Regions from separate parts of the Homo sapiens genome. Here region 1 is linked to region 2. Evidence: chromatin contacts called from ENCODE Hi-C or POLR2A ChIA-PET data. All regions are on one chromosome and are shown on one strand. The core of a region is the stretch at or near the end of the contact, and the rest is flanking DNA. Distances in the headings are between cores, read along the strand shown.

Region 1 (5,642 bases), core at 1,775-4,274, 120 kb after region 2:
CATGGAGTGTGCCTAAAAATGGAACCCCAAGCTCTGTCTCCAGCGATTCAGATTCAGAAGGCCTGGGGAAGGTCCAGGAATCTGATTTTAACCAGCGCCATAGGTGCACACTCAAGTCTGAGAACCTCTGAGTTGGGGGGTTGGCAGGGGAGACAGAGAAAGGTTGGTTTAGGCAGGAGAGAACCAAAAGAACAGGATCTCAAAAGAAAAGGTCATTTCAGGAAAGATGGCTGGCTGATGGGAAGGAAAGATGTTGGCTTCCTGGGAAGGATTCCAAAGTCCATCTTCATCCTTCTCCAACACATCTTCGTTCCTCCCTAAGGAAGAGGAATGTTGATCTTAATGTTCAGTTCTGAGATTGTGATGGAGCTGCATTTGCTAGTGGGAGTGATGGAGCCAATGGGCATTAAGAGGTCTGTGCACAGGGGTGTGGTTCCCTCTTCTGTCTCTCCAGTCCTAAGTGGTAAGTGGAGCGGGGTGGGCTCTCTTCTTGGATGCTTTCCTGTCCTTCCTGGCCCTGGCCCCCACCAGCCGAGCATGGCGGCACATGCACTCAATCTTTATGAATTTCTGTCCCGGAGCTGGGGGTGTCGGAGCAGCCTTTCTCCCCATTTCAGTGGATAAGAGCTAAGTGCTAGGATGGAGAGTGGGATGGGGTCGGGTGAGAGGTGAATTGAGCAGGTCTCACAGTTTCCTGTGCTGAAGCCACTACCTCTCACTGGTTTAGGAAGCAGGAGTGTTCTGTGAGGTTCTGCCCAGACTACCATAATCCTACCCTAGGGCTCAAGCCAGTTAACTGCAACACGAGTTTGCTTGCTTTCCATTGATTCTTTTGTATACAACTCCACTGGGAATGCATCGAGGAGAAATGAGAGTTCTGGGCTGGGACTGGGCATTGTTGGGCCCCCCAGTCTACTCCAAAGCCGTATCATTATTTCTAACACCCAGCAGGACTGCACGCCAACTTCAACCACAAGACAGAGACAAAAAAGTGTGCACTGGCTTTCATAACAAGGTCATTAGTGACCTTGAACAGAGGGGGATGATAGGAAAAGCCAGGCTAGAGTGAGACAGGAAGAGTGCCAGATAAGAAAGAGAGAAGTGGGCTGGGCACGGTGGCTCATGCCTGTAATCCCAGCACTCTGGGAGGCTGCGGCGGGTGGATCCCTTGAGGTCAGGAGTTCGAGACCAGCCTGGCCAACATAGTGAAACCTCGTCTCTACTAAAAATACAAAAATTAGCTAGGCGTGGTGGTGCAGGCCTGTAATCCCAGTTACTAGGGAGGCTGAGGTAAGAGAATCACTTGAACCTGGGAGGCAGAAGTTGCAGTGAGCTGAGATCGTGCTGCTGCACTCCAGCCTGGGTGACAGAGTGAGACTCTGTCTCAAAAAAAGAAGTGCTTCATAGGTATCTCTTCCAGAGGACAGGAGAGAGGTGGAAGTAGTGGAGGATATGGGGTCAAGGCCAACATGGGAAGAGCTGGCAAAGAGGAAGTACAGAGAGAGAGAGGGAGAATTGACAGAGTGAGGTCTGTGAGGAAAGGGAAAGATAAAAACATCTGGAGCACAAGGTAGGGATTAGTTTTGGTGAAAGGTCACCCCATCCATTCTAACATCAGGAAAAGGAAAGGATGATCCCAGCATGGGCAAGTTTATAGATCTGGTGACAAAAAAAGTGGAAGGAATTACTATCTGATGGCTCTGTTTTCTCTGTGAAATTGGGGGTGATATCCTGGGCTGATAGTGAGTAAGAGATTGAAAGATGAAGTTTAAAAGAAATTACAGAGAGTGTCCCAGGCAGGCAGCCCCAGGGTGAGGCCCAGCAGATTGATCACAGCACCACAGGTGCTGCCAGTCCCAGCCCAGTCTGCTCAGACAAGTTCACATCAAGTGGAAGCCTCCAGCCAGTGCTGCCGACACCTGGGTTCTCAGCCTAATAATTCAATTACCTATTTGATGATGGTGATTTCTATATATTTTTAAAGCCCCAAGGGGCTGGGCATGGTGGCTTACGCCTATAATCCCATCACTTTGGGAGGCCAAGGCAGGAGGATGGCATGAGCCCAGGAGTTTGGGGCCAGCCTGAGCAACATACTGAGACCCCAGCTCTACCAAAAACCTCCAAAATTATTCAGGTGTGGTGGTGCATGCCTGTAGTCCCAGCTATGGGGGAGGCTGAGGTGGGAGGATTGCTTGAGCCCGGGAAGTTGAGGCTGCTGTGAGCCCTGATCATGCCGCTGCATTCCAGCCTAGGTTATAGAGCAAGACCCTGCCTCAAAAGAAGAAAAAAGATCCCTAGAAACAACAGAGCAGGAACAAGGAAAAATCTTCCTAGAGCCCAGGCTAAACCCCCATCTCTCATTTTTCCCCTTGGATAGGTCAATATTCCCTGATGGGGACAGCTGCCACCGATAGATTAGTATTTTTCAAAGTGTGTTCAAAGAACTTTAGCCCTGAAGACGTGTCAAAGATAAAGGTGAAAAACAGGTTTGGAAAATCCTGCATTAACACTCCTCTTGGAGGTTGCATTCATATACAGAAAGATCTGAAACATTTAGCAGGAGAGAAAACTTTAATTTTTGTTTCAGTGTTTTAAACCACAGACTCCTCTCCCTAACATGCCCATGTTCCCATGATCACTGAGAACTAATAGTCTGTGGATTTCACCTTAACATATATTCGTTAAGTCAGCAAATCACTTGAACATGACTATCAGCCCAGGCACAATCAACTAGTTGTGGTTAGTGAAGGACATTATCCATTTGGTATGTCCAAAGTGGTTGTCATTTAAACAACTATCTCTTGAGGAAGATTTTCAGCCTGTTGAAGAGTGAGAATAATCTGTGGCATGAACAGAAGCATTTTAAATCTGTGAGAAAACTCACAGTCCAAGAGTCAAGTTAACTGAAATCCACAGAATAGACTGAACATGCTGCAGACAAGCATTCTTGGTCCAGACACCGCCTTATAAGGTGGCCTGACATTTTCTCATGGCCCAGGCCACCCTCCAAAAATATCCAGAGACAGAATAAGAGTGGGAACTGGCCTCCCTGAACGTTTCAAATATGAACAAGCAGGCTCTCCATGAAACAGGAGGGCTGACACCTGCTTTGCAAGCCAGCTCCAAAAGCGCTCTGCTTTTCAAAACCAAGTAGTTGCAGGGTCTGCGATGGGGAGGAGGGCTCTGCAGCTGGGAGAAAATAGATTGAGCCTCGAAGCACGCACCCAAGCTGGTTTCTTTGCTCCAAAAAAAGTGTTATTTCCTGTACTCCTCCAGAATATGCTTTAAAATCTGTCTTTGCTTTATATGGACAATAAAAGATCCGTGACTGATTTTCATTAGAGTGCCTCTGCCCCTTTCCGTGTCCTTGGGATGAAGCTGTTTCCCAAACTCCTTTGGCTCTTAAGGCCCCAATCGCTTGTGAGGTGCTGCCCCCGAGTGGGGAAGCCTGGCTACGACAACACCGAGGGGGAAATACAGATCCCGGCTTTAACCAAGTGCAGCATCTGGAAACACATCTGGATTGCCTGCACCCAAAGCCAAAGATAGATGTGAAAGCACTACCATGGTAACAAGTCTATGCTCTGGAATTAGGGAGCAGAAAGCGTGACTTCCAAACATAAAAATATTTATGAAATGGGCACTCTAGGTGCTTATATACACAGCCTTTCACATTCTTATTTTTGCTCACCAAATGAGGTTTTAGGGTGAATTGCCTTTTGTGGGAAGGATTATTTTTGGTATTGAGACTTGCCCTCATAGCACTAATATATCTTTAAATTAAAAGAAGTATTGGTCAAATAACCACACTGCTCTCTCTTCTAACTCTGGTTCTGTTATAGGCAGAGAAATGTTAATAGGTATGGCTAATTTTGGTAATAGTTGCTTAGAACAGTTTCTTCACCATTAAACTGTATGACAATGAGCCAGGCTATTTGTGAGGCTGGGATTTTTTTCTTTTCAATAATAAAAGGAATTGAAAAGCTAGTCCTCATTCTTGTTAAAGGGAATAGAAAAACACAGCAGTATTTTTGGAATGCTGTGTAACAGTAGGTCTCTTAATTATACCAATGGTAATTCCTCCAGGCTAAGGCTTATATTAACATAGTACACATAATTGCCACAAAATATGACAATGACAAATTGGAAAGCCCTTGTCTCCATTACCATGCTAACATTGTAAAGGTTGTGTTTTCTGAGTAGCCTCTACTATTAACTTTACCATCTGTTCCGCAGTTTCAGCTGCAATACTTTTTTCATAAATGAAAAAGCCAACCTCTGAAGCTGAATAGGCTCTACATGAGGAGAGGTGGTCTAACCTCTGAGCTGGGAACATCTAGGCTGCGATCAGATGGCATTTAGAAGGGAAGTGTTCTCCTTTGGAACAAAGACCACACTCTTAGGCCGTGGTGATGATCTGAGAAAGAGCTGGCAGACTCAGGTGGGGAGCACATCACTGCTACAGGCACCATGATCAAGTCGTCACTGGGAAAAGTGACTAGAACATACCCAGCACCAGAGGCCTAGAGCTAGATCAGCTGTGACCCAGCGGAGGACACCCCAAGGCAGTGTCCTTCCCACCACTTCTTACTGCGAGCCTGAGTAAGGGGGGGCCACTCCTGGGATTCCTGTGTTTGGAGGCATTTTCAGAATGAGGTACTTGAACTTCACCACATCTTGCTTTAATGTAAGATGAACAGTGCTGGGCAACAGGATCTCCCGCTGAACTTCTGTTAGAAAAGTTACACTAACAGGCTGGGCGTGGTGGCTCACACCTGTAATCCCAGGCGTGGTGGGAGGCCAAGGCGGGTGGATCACCTGAGGTTAGGAGTTCGAGACCAGCCTGGCCAACATGGTGAAACCCCATCTCTACTAAAAATACAAAAAATTAGCCAGGTGTGGTGGCGGGTGCCTGTAATCCCAGCTACTTGGGAGGCTGAGGCAGAAACATCGCTTGAATCCGGGAGGTGAAGGTTGCAGTGAGCTGAGATCGTGCCATTGCACTCCAGCCTGGGCAACAACAGCGAAACTCTGTCTCAAAACAAAAAAAGAAAAGTTACACTAACAAAACCCCAGCTTGTTATAAGACAAGGTTCCTCAACCCCATGCTGATTAATATCTTAGATTCCCTGGTCACTTGCATGAGGAACCCCTTGTCCCTCTGCAGCCAGCTTGCAGACTGGCTTAGCCTGAAGACTGACTGGCAGGGAAGGACTTTTTGGAAACCTCTTAATATAATCTGTCTTTCCTGTAAGTGCAGAACCATTATGAATAGCAGAATTAGATTTTAAAATTGTCAAAGAGCTGGAGTCCATAATTGAACTGAAATTCTCCCATATTCCTGCAACACCACATTCAGGCCTACTGACTATGAAAAATCACTGCACTCACTGGTAGGTATTTCAAATCCAGGCAGAGCACACACCAGTTTATTTTGAAATGCAACACAGATCAGTATTTTATGAATACAACTTATTACTACATTATCAGGTAAAAACAGCTTTCAAATGCATGCATAGAAAGTTAAGCGTAGTCTCTGGACTCCTTATTTCTAAATATACAAAAAATACATTTAAATTATATAATTTTAGTGAATCAAAGACTTATAAAATTACAATTTTGGTTTTCACAACATAGAAAAA
Region 2 (5,267 bases), core at 1,033-3,532:
ACTTCCTCCTCCTCCCTTCCCACCACGTGCTCTGGGGCAGAAGGGAGAAATCACAACACACAGGGCACACAAAGCCAAGGGAAGGCAGGATGAGGCTGGAGGTGTGAAAACACTAAGGCCACTCCAAGAATGGTTGAAGGCATCTGAGCAGTGCTCCTGACAAGACCTGGGACTAAGCCCAGAAACCAGAGCAGAGACAAAGCAGACAGAGGGGCTGATTCTCAAGACGGAAGGAAGCACAGTGGCCAGACTCTGCACGGTAACAAACAGCGGCCCAGAGGAAAGAAGGAGTGAGCTCTGCAGTATCTCAAGAAGACGAAGCATGCTGTGGGGAAAACGTGGGATCTGGTTAGGACCTGGTATCAAAGCTCCAAGTTCACATCCTTTTTCCCCTGTGTGGTGGTGACTGAGTAACTTAACCTTAGTAAACCTCAGAATCTTCTCCTACAAAATAGGGATGATACTATCTACTTCTCAAGGACTGTGTAAAGATTAAGATGATGGACTAAATAAGGTGATAATATAAAATGTCAGGAAAGCAATTATTCTTCCACTGCCTATCTAGGTTTAGTAAAAGCAAGAAACTGAGAGCTCCAACCAGTCGATCGCAGTCCCCTGAGGAGAGTGGAGAAGATAAGAACATCGGCAATTTGTCAACTGTCTTGAAGCACCAGGCACAGGCCTGGGTGCTTTACCAGAGTACTGTCTCCCAGGGGAAGTGGCACGCGGCCGGACCCAAGCCGGGTTCTGGTCCTGAGCCTCGGGGCATTGCACATGGCAGCCGGTATCTCTCAGCCAGGCCTGGAGGATGGGGCAAGAGCTGGGGATGAGGCTGCCACTTCTGCACCCATTGTGGGCAATGCCTCAGGGCACTCCCCATCAGCAGCGAAGGCCAGGCCAGGTGTGGGTAGCATGGGATCTGAAGCTCAGTTTCCTGCCTGATTGTCCCCCACCCCCACCCCTGCATATCTACACAGTGAAGGGCAGAAAAGCAAAAGGTGCCCCAGGGCCTCCCCTCAGGGATAGCTGGGCCCTGGGCTGCTCCTAAGCCAGATTTGGGGCAGGGGAGAGGGGAGTGAGGGGATTTGAAGAAGGTGGGCAGGCGAAGTCCCTGGGGTCTGCAGTGAGCACAGAGGAGGGCTTGGGGGCTTGGGGCCCTGCCCCACCTTCTGCTGGGCCATTATGCAGAACCTTTGCCTCTTAGCCCCTTGTTCATTCAGCTGGTGTTCCTCTGCACTTGCTGACACTGCACTTACTGCTGGACTTGTCCAGGAGCCCTGGTTGTCTCCTGAAAGGTGAGCCTCCATGCTGGCCCAACACTTCTCTCACCTCAATTTGCCCCATGTTCTCTGCTCGAGGGCCCTAAACATTGATGCTCGTAATCCTAGCTGCCAAAGGACAGGCATCCATCAACCCCCAGCCCCAGGGACCCCCTCACCTCTCTCCCAGGACTCAGAAGCAGCCCACACTGCTCTGACCCCCAACACATAAGCAGAGAATGACATTCCCCAGGATGCAGGAAGATCCAGGGAAACATCACAATGCCCAACTGGGCAGGCTATCAGCCCACGCATGGCACCCACATCCTGAGGGCACCCAGGCAAGGAGATAGGAGAGTGTCCCTTTTCCTCCCTATTTGGAGGAAGCAGCACCCCTTCCCAGAGGGAAAAAGCCCCGAGTCCTCAGAAAGGCAGACTGGAGTGGAATTTAAGCCCACGACACCAGATGCTATTCCTGGCCACATGCCTAAGATGACAGAGCAAGAGTACCTCAAGAGAAACACACATGCCTGCCTCCCACCCCTAAAACCACTGGGTGCCTGTGCCCCACACCAGCAACAAGGGCAGGTAAGCCCATCTGGGCAAGAGGCTGGCAACAGGATCATTCCTGAAAGTCAGCTGTCAGTCAAAGTCTGCACCAAGGAAGCTGCTATGAGAAGAAACCCTGGGTGTGTCCTTTGTACTCTGCTATCCTAAGCAAATGACCACTCCGTTAAAAAATCAGCATTGGCAAGTCTGAACGTGTGTCAACTGGTTTTTAAAATTTTTTAAAAGAAGGCCACAGCTACAGCAGAAAGTAGAGCCAACAAAGCCACCTTTGAACCCAGACAAGCTGAACCCTGACAAGCAGAGGAAAAGGCAGGGATACTGCGAGAGGTGGCAATGCAACACTCAACCACCTGTTCTCTCCTGCCCGGTTAAGGTTCTCATTCACTCTAGGAATTATCCACAGCAAACCATTCCTCCAAAGCCAGCTAGGCTGGGGCCAAGTCTCATGGAGCTGCCAGTACCTCCACAGCACCTAGCATGCAGCAGGTATTCAATAAATGTTCGAGTAGGAACAGGGGCACACAAATCAAGTAATGACTGGTGTGTCCCAATCACAGCCATTTCCAGGCAGCTGGTATGTACATGAGGAATACAGACTGATCTGACTTCAGCATGAGCCAAAAATAATGAAGAGAGGAAGTCTGCTATAAATCATCTAGCGCATTTAGAAGTCCTCTGTCGCTGGGCATTATCCATGCCATTGGCTTTCCTGCTTAATGCAGCAAACTGGATTGATACCAGAGGGATGGAGAACTCTTCTTGGAGTCTCCAAGTCTCAGCTGGGCTGCCCCAAGAGCCAAAACAGAACTGGAAGGATGAAGGCCACGGAAGGGACAGATTCTCACGCCCCCATCCATAGGGTCTCACAGAAACGACTCCTTGCCCTGAAGGACGCTGGGGAGTTAGGACAGAGGTCCTTGACAAAGGAGTGAGTCAGGTCCCTGTTGTGAGCACCCCAAGTGCTAGCACAAGTCACTTAAGCTAAATTGCTCTTGTCAAAACAAGCCCTCTGCCAGCACTCACGAGGCTGGGCCCGGCTTTCATCACCGACACTTGCTGAGCTGTGGAATTTAGCCAACAGGCCAGAAGCATCACGCCCCCCCCCCCCCGACCCCCCCGCAGGTAGCAGAGGATCAGGACTGGCGAAGCATAGGCTCTGGGCTGGAGCTTTACTCCCATTTCTACCACAGGGTGATTTGGCAACCTTGGGAAACATCTCTTTACCTTTTGGTTCCTATAAAATCAGGATAGGGCTTCCGCATATTCGATGGAGAAGTTTCTAGTGATCATATGGTCAACTCCCAAATCTCCATATTAAGGGAGGCAACAGTACATGGGCAGCACCATGGGACATAAGCACTCATGGTTAAGGTAGAAAACACAGGAGAAACCACACAAGTGGATGCTGAAGAATGACATGGCTAAGTTCAGATTGCAAATGCCTCTGTCGGCCAAAGAGGTCAAGACAGGCATCAGGGAGGGGGTAAGGTTTGGGCTGGGAGCTGAGTAGGGTTGGGGTGTGGAGGGGAAACTTTTGAATGAAAACAACAGTCCTCAAAAAATCACAGCACAGGTGGGGCAGTGAAGAGGCCACCATAGCAGGATCAGAGAGCGACAGATGATGAAGCTGCATCAGTCAAATGGCCCAGATGGTGAACCACTGTCTGCCAGGATGGGAAGCTTGGCTTGGTCCCACAAGCAATAAGGAGCCACTACAAGCTGGTAATGGGGGTTGTTTCATGATATTTAATAACAGCTACTGTCTACCAGATGCTTACAGTGTGCAGGTATAGCCTCATCTAATCCTCGGGACAACACTATGGGCTGGGTGTAATTAGAATTCTCATTTTACAGACAAAAAGAAAGTGAGGCACAGTGAAGTTAAGCAACTCGCTCCAGGCCACACAGCTAGGAAGTAGTGGCACTGGAACTTGAACCAGGGCCAACTGACTCTGAAACCCATGGTCTTAATCACTGTGCTACACTGGCTCCACCCCAGAAGGAAGAACTATTTGTCTTCTTTGGCAAAAGGGGGGCAGCAGCATCTGTCTGGAGGCTGGGTCTGCAGACTAGGAATGCTGCTGCACTCAAGAGACGGGGCTGGGGCTGGGAGGGAGGGATGAATCCAATAGATTCTATAAGGGAAGTACTGGCAAGATTTGGGACTGACCCACCCAAGCCTGGGGAAACTTGAATGTTTATGGAGACCTTGACAGAGACGGAAAGTTGAGAAGGACACCAATTATGGGGCACATGATGAGCTCACACTGAAGGGTTGAGAAGTGCCCATCAATGGGCACTCATATCTCTCCTTGAGAAGTTCCTCTTCTCCCTCTAACTTAGACTTCACCTGCAGCCCAGGTCTTCACAAATTACCCTCCAGAGGAATTAAGCCTCTCACCATCTGTCAGCCCCTTCACAGGCCCCATCCCCTGGTGACACCTCCACCCCTGCCCCCAGCCCTTTTTCAAGGGCAGCACATCTGTCCCGAGGAGAAAGGGCTGGGATCTGGTTAGTGTCGGCTCACTGCTGAGAAGTTCGACGTGGAGGACTCATTTATCTTCCAGTCTGTGTGTGTGAAAGTATGCATGAGTGTGTCAAGAACCTGCAGATATAAACAGCTCTGCCTCAGAGAAGGAAGCATACTCTCATTTTTCCTCAGTGGACGACAAACAGAGATAAACCAGACGCTAAGTTTTCTCAGGTCCTGTTGCCAGTAATCTCAGCCAAGGGGGCACTGGCAGGGCATGCTTCCTGAAGACTCTGGGACCCAGTGGTCCTCAAGGCATCACCCCAACAGCTCAGTGCACCCTGTTTTTGGGCTCAGCCACCAGTCTGGGGCAGGCCCCCCATTCCCAGTTCTCAGAGCAATCTGGAGAATGAGGGATATTTATAATCCAAGGTCAGCTGGCGCCATCTTGCTTCTTGGGAAAGAATGTCTTCAGCTAAGAGTCTGCCCCAAGAATGCTCGAGGGGTCAGAGGGACGAGAGGTCTCCAGCAGGCCAGTCATTCTAACAGCTTATTTCATCCTTCAGTGTTTCCTGAGGGCCAACTGTGCTGGGCACTCTGGCATGTGGGGGATGCTGGATAGGGCATTTGTGTAGCAAGTGGATAGCTGAAAGGCTGGGCAGAGTGACCACGAGGGCCTCATTTAGCCCTGGGTAGTGAATGCCTGTTCACCTGTCCATGTCAGTATGTCTGTCCTACTATTCTAGTGATTCTTAGGTACGCACTGTGAGGAAGGCAGCCCACAGTCCCAGAGCTGGGACTCCACGCGAGCCTTTGGAGCATGGCGGGAATCATGGTACTGATGGTGATGAGGAGTTTTAACCCAAAAGCTGTTGAGAGCATGTGTGCAGTAGCCCTGAAAGGCCTTAATCCGCCTGCTCACCAGGGCAAAGGCTGCCCGGGTGCAAGGGAGACTGGAGGTCTGCTGG

The links. Hi-C counts contacts between places; a loop is a spot of excess contacts on that map. ChIA-PET counts read pairs that join two places held with the same protein, here RNA polymerase II (POLR2A). Pooled maps may share reads with other maps.
Region 1: a loop to region 2 is called in a pooled map, with 2.1 times the contacts of the local background. The contact joins two enhancer-like sites. A Hi-C loop is called at or near these places in 1 of 168 maps with a recorded cell type or tissue (ovary) and 8 of 50 pooled maps. POLR2A ChIA-PET finds 5 or more read pairs at or near these places in 1 of 52 experiments (WTC11).

The regions. Positions count from the first base shown.
Region 1 is chr3:123,486,154-123,491,795 of GRCh38, forward strand. HACD2 (3-hydroxyacyl-CoA dehydratase 2) reads right to left here. Exons shown (of 7, transcript NM_198402.5): 7 at 5,401-5,642. Among named protein-coding and RNA genes, the nearest start is that of ADCY5, 40 kb to the left of the region's middle. Within about 2 kb of position 3,025, at least 3 of the 41 ENCODE cell types and tissues checked have a DNase peak (open chromatin) inside an H3K27ac peak, as active enhancers do.
Region 2 is chr3:123,370,834-123,376,100 of GRCh38, forward strand. The region is part of intron 1 of ADCY5 (adenylate cyclase 5); the gene reads right to left. Among named protein-coding and RNA genes, the nearest start is that of ADCY5, 76 kb to the right of the region's middle. Within about 2 kb of position 2,283, at least 7 of the 41 ENCODE cell types and tissues checked have a DNase peak (open chromatin) inside an H3K27ac peak, as active enhancers do.